2 separate regions of the Homo sapiens genome follow, and region 1 is linked to region 2. Evidence: read pairs that join two places in POLR2A ChIA-PET (ENCODE). Cell type or tissue: K562. All regions are shown on one strand. Each heading gives the region's core, and the rest is flanking DNA. Links, peaks and the distances in the headings are about the cores only. Region 1 overlaps MEOX1 (mesenchyme homeobox 1). Region 2 holds the start of CD300LG (CD300 molecule like family member g).

Region 1 (2,909 bases), core at 216-2,715, 200 kb after region 2:
GGGAGAGAGATCTGAACCCAGACTCAGACAATGTCCCTAAGATAGGCACAGCCTCCATACTCATCCTCCCCCGAGGGCAGCGTGACATGAGGCTATAGCCCTAGACTGGTCCCAGGGGCCTTGGGCAAGTCATTTAGTCTCTGGATCTTAATTGCTCATATGTTCAACGGGCTAATGTGTACCTTACCTACCTAATGGAATAATTAAGAGGATAAAATAGGAGACAGCCCAATAGGGTGGAAAGAGCTTCCTAACAAGAAAATCTGGGTTCTAGGCCCAATTCTGCCCCTAACTTGCCGTGTGTCCTTACAGGAGTTCCTTACCTTCTCTAAGCTCACCTATAAAATGAAAAGGTGACATTGATCATCTCTAAGTCCCTCCCACCTCTACTTTCTATGATTCTGTAGTATCTGTGAAAGCCTAAAAGAAGTTCTCTTTGGAGGAAAGAAATCCCTTGTCAACTGCACAGTGCTATTTGAATGTGAGGCATTTGGCATCCTGTCTGATTTGGATATTAATTTATGTAAACTGGTGCCCTCAGAGTTGGACTGTAGAGTACAGAACTCCAGAAATGTTCAGACAGGGATGGGTCTGTCTGAACCTCCCTGTAGCTCTGATAAAGCTGTCTGCTCACTTTACGAAGGCCTGCCAAATGTGGCAGCTACATATGAAATAATTTGCCCTGGATGGTGTGGAAGCTCATGGTGGAAACCGCAATCACATGCACACCGTTTGCATTTCTCTGGGCATTTGACTGTTCCCTCACAGCCCTGCTCCAGCAGAGGGTGAGGGCTATGCAGGGGCTGGGGTGGGGCAACTCCTTCCTAATCACAGAGGCAGCCCACTGAGGGCCAGCATCCTCCCTCCGCAGTTCTGGAAGAGGCATCTGCGGCCCCCAAGAGAGAAGCAGCGCAGGAGTGATGTGGATTGCCATGTGACACATCTAGTTGTTGTGCCTGGAATTGTGGAACTCTGAAGGCTGCAGCAATAGTGGCCTAGGCCAGGTGCAGTGGCTCATGCCTGTAATCTCAGCACTTTGGGAGGCCGAGGCAGGTGGATCACCTGAGGTCAGGAGTTCGAGACGAGCCTGGCCAACGTGGAGAAACCCCATCTCTACTAAAAATACAAAAATTAGCCTAGTGTGGCGGCAGGCACCCATAATCCCAGCTACTCCAGAGGCTGAGGCAGGAGAATCGCTTGAACCCAGGAGGCAGAGGTTGCGGTGAGCCGAGATCCCGCCATTGCAGTGACCAATCTCCAGCCTGGGTGACCAAAGTGAGACTCAGCCTCAAAAAAAAAAAAAAAAAAAAAAAAGCTGAAAGGCCAGACATTTAAAAGATAACCCTTTCACACAGGTCTGGAGATGTGGTGCCTTAAGGAGCATAGTGCTCTAACTCTGCCCGTGAGTCATCTCAGATATAATCTCCAATAGAACTCTTTCTGATGGTTCTTGTGAACAGAGCTTCAGTGACATGCCAGGCACTGTGCTAGGTGTTAACGCCCGCTATCCAGCTCCTGTTACTTCTCAGCCTGATAAGCACAGCGGGTGTAGCTATTCCTGCTTTGCAAATGAGGAAATTGAAGCTCCAAGAACCTAAAGGACTTGCCCAAGATCCAAAAGCTCTTCCTCGGTGCCTCACTCACCTATGAGTGCTAAGGCCCAGGTTCACCAACAGGTCCTCCGACACGTCTGCATATATAACTTCCCTCCACACAGCTCAAGGCAGGGAGAGAGAAACGGCCCAGCAGAGCCCTGATCATTGAGCTGTGGGAAGGCTGGGGAGGGCTTTGGAACAGAGCACACAGCAAGACCTCAGATCTGACTGAAGGGAGGAACTAGGAGCTGAGACAAGAATACGTGAAGTTGGAAGAGCCTCAGACTTCATCAAGGCTAAGGGTTCTCAATGGAAGAGAGAGTAGGGAGTGTAGGGCATCAAGGCTTATGTTCCAGGAAGGAATTCTGACACCAGCTCCCTGGCAGAAACAGAATCCGGTCCAATCCCATACTTCTACACATGGGGAAACTGAGGCCCACAGAGGAGAGGAAGCCTCCCTAACAAAGTTGTACTATCCTGGGAACAGACCATCTTGGGAAGCATGAGTTAGTTTCTTTTTCTTTTCTTTTTTTTTTTTTTTTTGAGACAGAGTCTTTCTCTGTTGCCCAGGCTGGAGTGCAGTGGTACTCGTGGCTCACTGCAAGCTCCGCCTCCCAGGTTCATGCCATTCTCCTGCCTCAGCCTTCCCAGTAGCTGGGACTACAGGCGCCCGCCACCACGCCTGGCTAATTTTTTGTATTTTTAGTAGAGACGGGGTTTCACCATGTTAGCCAGGATGGTCTCGATCTCCTGACCTTATGATCCGCCCGCCTCGGCCTCCCAAAGTGCTGGGATTACAGGCCTGAGCCACCTGCGCCCCACCCAGCATGAGTTACTTTCATGTGGCAGGGTGCACAGGAACTGTGCCCATGAGCAGGGTGACCGAACAGCTCCCAGAAACGGCATGCAAGTGCTCATAGTGTTTCCATCTTGCTGAATATATTGCAATTTGTAATACTGTTGCAGAACAAAGAGAGCGTAACTTCCACTTCAACTTTCATAGCTTGCTTCCCATACTTCTGGTCCCTTCATCATTTCCAACAGTGGTGAACGTTGATCCCACTCTGGGAAGTTGACAAGGGACAACCGCCCTCCCAGAGCCAATATCCATCCCACCCACCATTAGTAGGTATTGCCCCCAGGTTCACACAGGGAGTTAGCTGAGACCGTCAGTTCCCAACCCAGACTTCTTCTTCCTGTTTCCTCTGCTGGAAATCGGCACTGGAACCCCAGAGGCTAAATCAGGGCAATAAGAGACAGGAGAGGAGAGGTGGCCAGGGATGGGGCATAGCTTGGCTGGCAGTAGTCAGCTGC
Region 2 (2,909 bases), core at 156-2,655:
TTTGTTTGTAGAGATGGGGTCTCACTATTGCCAACTGAACAACTGACATCAGTTGTAGGATTTATCCTGATTTTAAGTGTTAGAAGGTAAAGAAAAAGAAAGCAAAAGAATTGATGAAACGTGATAATTCTTCATCTTTCAGGGTTGTGGGGAGAGGCATAGCCGAAATTCAACAAATATTTGCTGAGTTTAACAGGGCAACCAGATGGGGTGTCTTGTCCGCCTCCAGGCTTGGCACAGGGTAGAAAAATTAAGATTAGAGAGGCAAAGCAACTCTCACAGCCACATTGCCATGAGGGGAAACCCACAGGTCTGGAGAAAACCTGGCTCTAGGTTCCAGAAACAGCAAGTGCGGCCCCGGCGCCACCCCCACCTCCCCCCACCCCCAGCCCGCCCCGCTCCCCTAGGGCTGAGGAGGCTGAGGATAGGTGGGGTGGGGCTATCAGTCAGTCAAGAGGTCCTTTCCCTGCAGACCACAAGGGTGAGCCCCACATCCCTCCCGAGACCCTCTCCCCATCTCACCTGGGAGCAGCAGGCAACCCCATAGCAGGACCAGAAGCCGCATTCTGGGCGCTGGACACCGTGGGAGCAGACGCTGGGAACTGTGAGCTCCTCTTCAGTCACACGGGTCTTTAACTTTCTCTAGTCGCGTGAAACCAGGCCAAGGAAGCGAGGGGAGGGGCGTGTGGGTCATCCCTCCGCAGGCCCAGCCGGGGAGGCGCCTCTGCCTTCCCTTTTCTGAGCGCCCACGCGTGCCTACCCCAGGGCTCACCTTCCAGGACTGAAAACCCACACCAGAGTTTCTCCTAAACTCGTGCCCCTTCAAGGGGGCCTTAACCTGTGGTCCGTGCGCCCTAAGGGGTCTGTAAGTCGAATTCGCATGGGAAAAAGTTACATATTGACTTTCATCAACTTCTAATATTTAGCTTTTCCTCTTATTCAGAGTGTACTGTTAGCAGTACCTGCAACTTTGTTACCAATTACAATCACAGACACTGGCACATCAAGTTGTGGATATCTCGAAACGTCGTGTATACCCCTCACTGCTTGGAAAACAATGAGTTCCTAGACCTGCCCCTAGAGCTGGTTATTTACAATAATGAAACGGCTATTATTATATTACACATTTATAAAGAGTTTTAAGAATCATCTCACCAGTATTAGTTTTCTTTCCAGCATATATATTTTATTTATATATTTACCCGCCATTATACTGAGAGAGGGGTCCATAAACTTCACCAGACTGCCATGTGGTCAGTGGGACAGAAAGAAGCTTGCCCCTGGGGCAAGGCCCCTGGCCCCTCCTCCGCCCTTGCCTTTTGGAGGACGCAGTACTGCCCTTGGCCACGGGGCGGCGGTGCAGACGGGGCTGAGCAAAGCTGTAGGGCTGAGCTGGACCGGATTCCCTGGTGCCTTGGGCCTACAGCGCTGCAAGATAGGTCTCCTCCACGCCTGCGGAGTTGTTTTGGCATTTGAAAAAGTGAATTGGTGGTTTCTCCATCGCAGACTTGAATCCTCCTTGAAAGGACCAAAACAAACATGTACACTACTGGGAGCTCTGACACACTGGCTTCAAAAATGACTTTTTTTTTGGTTTGGTTGCAAAGTTCATACAGGTTGTAAGCAAAATTTTACACAATACAGAACGTAAAAAGGAAAGAAAGAAAAAAGGGAGTGCTTCTTGTAATTCCCCTTCTGCTTTAGAAAAGCACCATTAATATTTTGGCATATATCCTTCCAAATGTTCAGTTGGAATTTTACTGACTTGTCAGGTTAATATCTGAAGCATTAACTCAGTGGTTCTGGGAGGGAAGATTGTGTGTGTGTGAGTCTAGTAACGTGGGGAGAAGTGTTTTAATTTCACAATGACTGCGAAGCACTGCTGCCATTTAGTGGGCAGGGCCAGCTGTTCACGGTGGGGAAAACTGTTACCATGATCTCAGCCCCTGACTCTCTTTTACATGTACAGACTACAAAAGGTGATCTGTTTTTGCAGTTTTAAAAAAACACAGATTAAAAAATATTTATGGCCCAGCATGGTGGCTCACGCCTGTCATCCCAGCACTTTGGGAGGCTGAGGCGGGTGGATCACCTGAAGTCGGGAGTTTGAGACCAGCCTGACCAACATGGAGAAACCCAGTCTCTACTAAAAATATAAAATTAGCCAGGCATGGTGGTGTATGCCTGTAATCCCAGCTACTCAGGGAGGCTGAGGCAGGAGAATCGCTTGAACCCAGAAGGTGGAGGTTGTGGTGAGCTGAGATCACACCATTGCACTCCAGCCTAGGCAACAAGAGTGAAATTCTATCTAAAAAAAGAAAAAAAAGTATTTGTTTATTTACTTATTTTTGAGACAGGTCTCACTCTTGTTGCCCAAACTGGAGTGCAGTGGCGCCATCACAGCTCACTGCAGCCTCAAACTCCCAGGCTGAAGTGATCCTCCCACCTCAGCCTCCCAAGTAGCTGGCACTACAGGCGTGCACCACTGTTGCCTGGCTAATTTTTTATTTTTAGTAGAGACAGGGTCTTGTTATGTTGTCAGGCTTTTCTCAAACTCCTGGCTTCATGCGATCCTCCCACGTCGGCCTCCCAAAGTGCTGGGATTACAGGCACGAGCCACCATGCCCGGCCTTAAAGTAATACTTATTCTAGCATTTGATAGCATATCTTTGCTCTTCTATTTATTTATTTTTGTCCTTACACAGAATAATTTCTGATCCTCTACATTTCTTAAATTCAGACTTATTTATTATATGCAAGGACGAGCATCTGACACTTCATTATGCTTTCTAGTGTCATGGGACCTGAGCACTGACAGATTGAAATATGTGTTATTTGGTTATAAATTGCTTTCCTTTTATTTTTTCTCCCTAGTATAGCTCAGGCACTATAGTGTGATTTTAAAGAAG

What was found. Peaks named below come from ENCODE experiments on the same cell type or tissue, not always from the same donor. Only the 100,000 strongest peaks of a DNase experiment are listed, where the experiment ranks them.
Region 1: POLR2A ChIA-PET joins it to region 2 with 5 read pairs; 4 of 35 experiments call an interaction of 5 or more read pairs at or near these places.

Annotation. Positions count from the first base shown.
Region 1 is chr17:43,647,696-43,650,604 of GRCh38, reverse strand. The region is part of intron 1 of MEOX1 (mesenchyme homeobox 1); the gene reads left to right. Among named protein-coding and RNA genes, the nearest start is that of MEOX1, 13 kb to the left of the region's middle. In K562, for the core only: no CTCF peak of the experiment used is centred there; no DNase peak of the experiment used is centred there; H3K27me3 peaks cover 2,357 bases.
Region 2 is chr17:43,844,873-43,847,781 of GRCh38, reverse strand. CD300LG (CD300 molecule like family member g) reads right to left here and starts at 606. Exons shown (of 7, transcript NM_145273.4): 1 at 523-606. The coding sequence starts at 565. It overlaps LOC107984979 (a long non-coding RNA gene), which reads right to left. Exons shown (of 3, transcript XR_001753057.2): 3 at 1,307-1,518. In K562, for the core only: a CTCF peak has its summit at 1,346 (motif pointing right); a DNase peak (open chromatin) is centred at 1,361.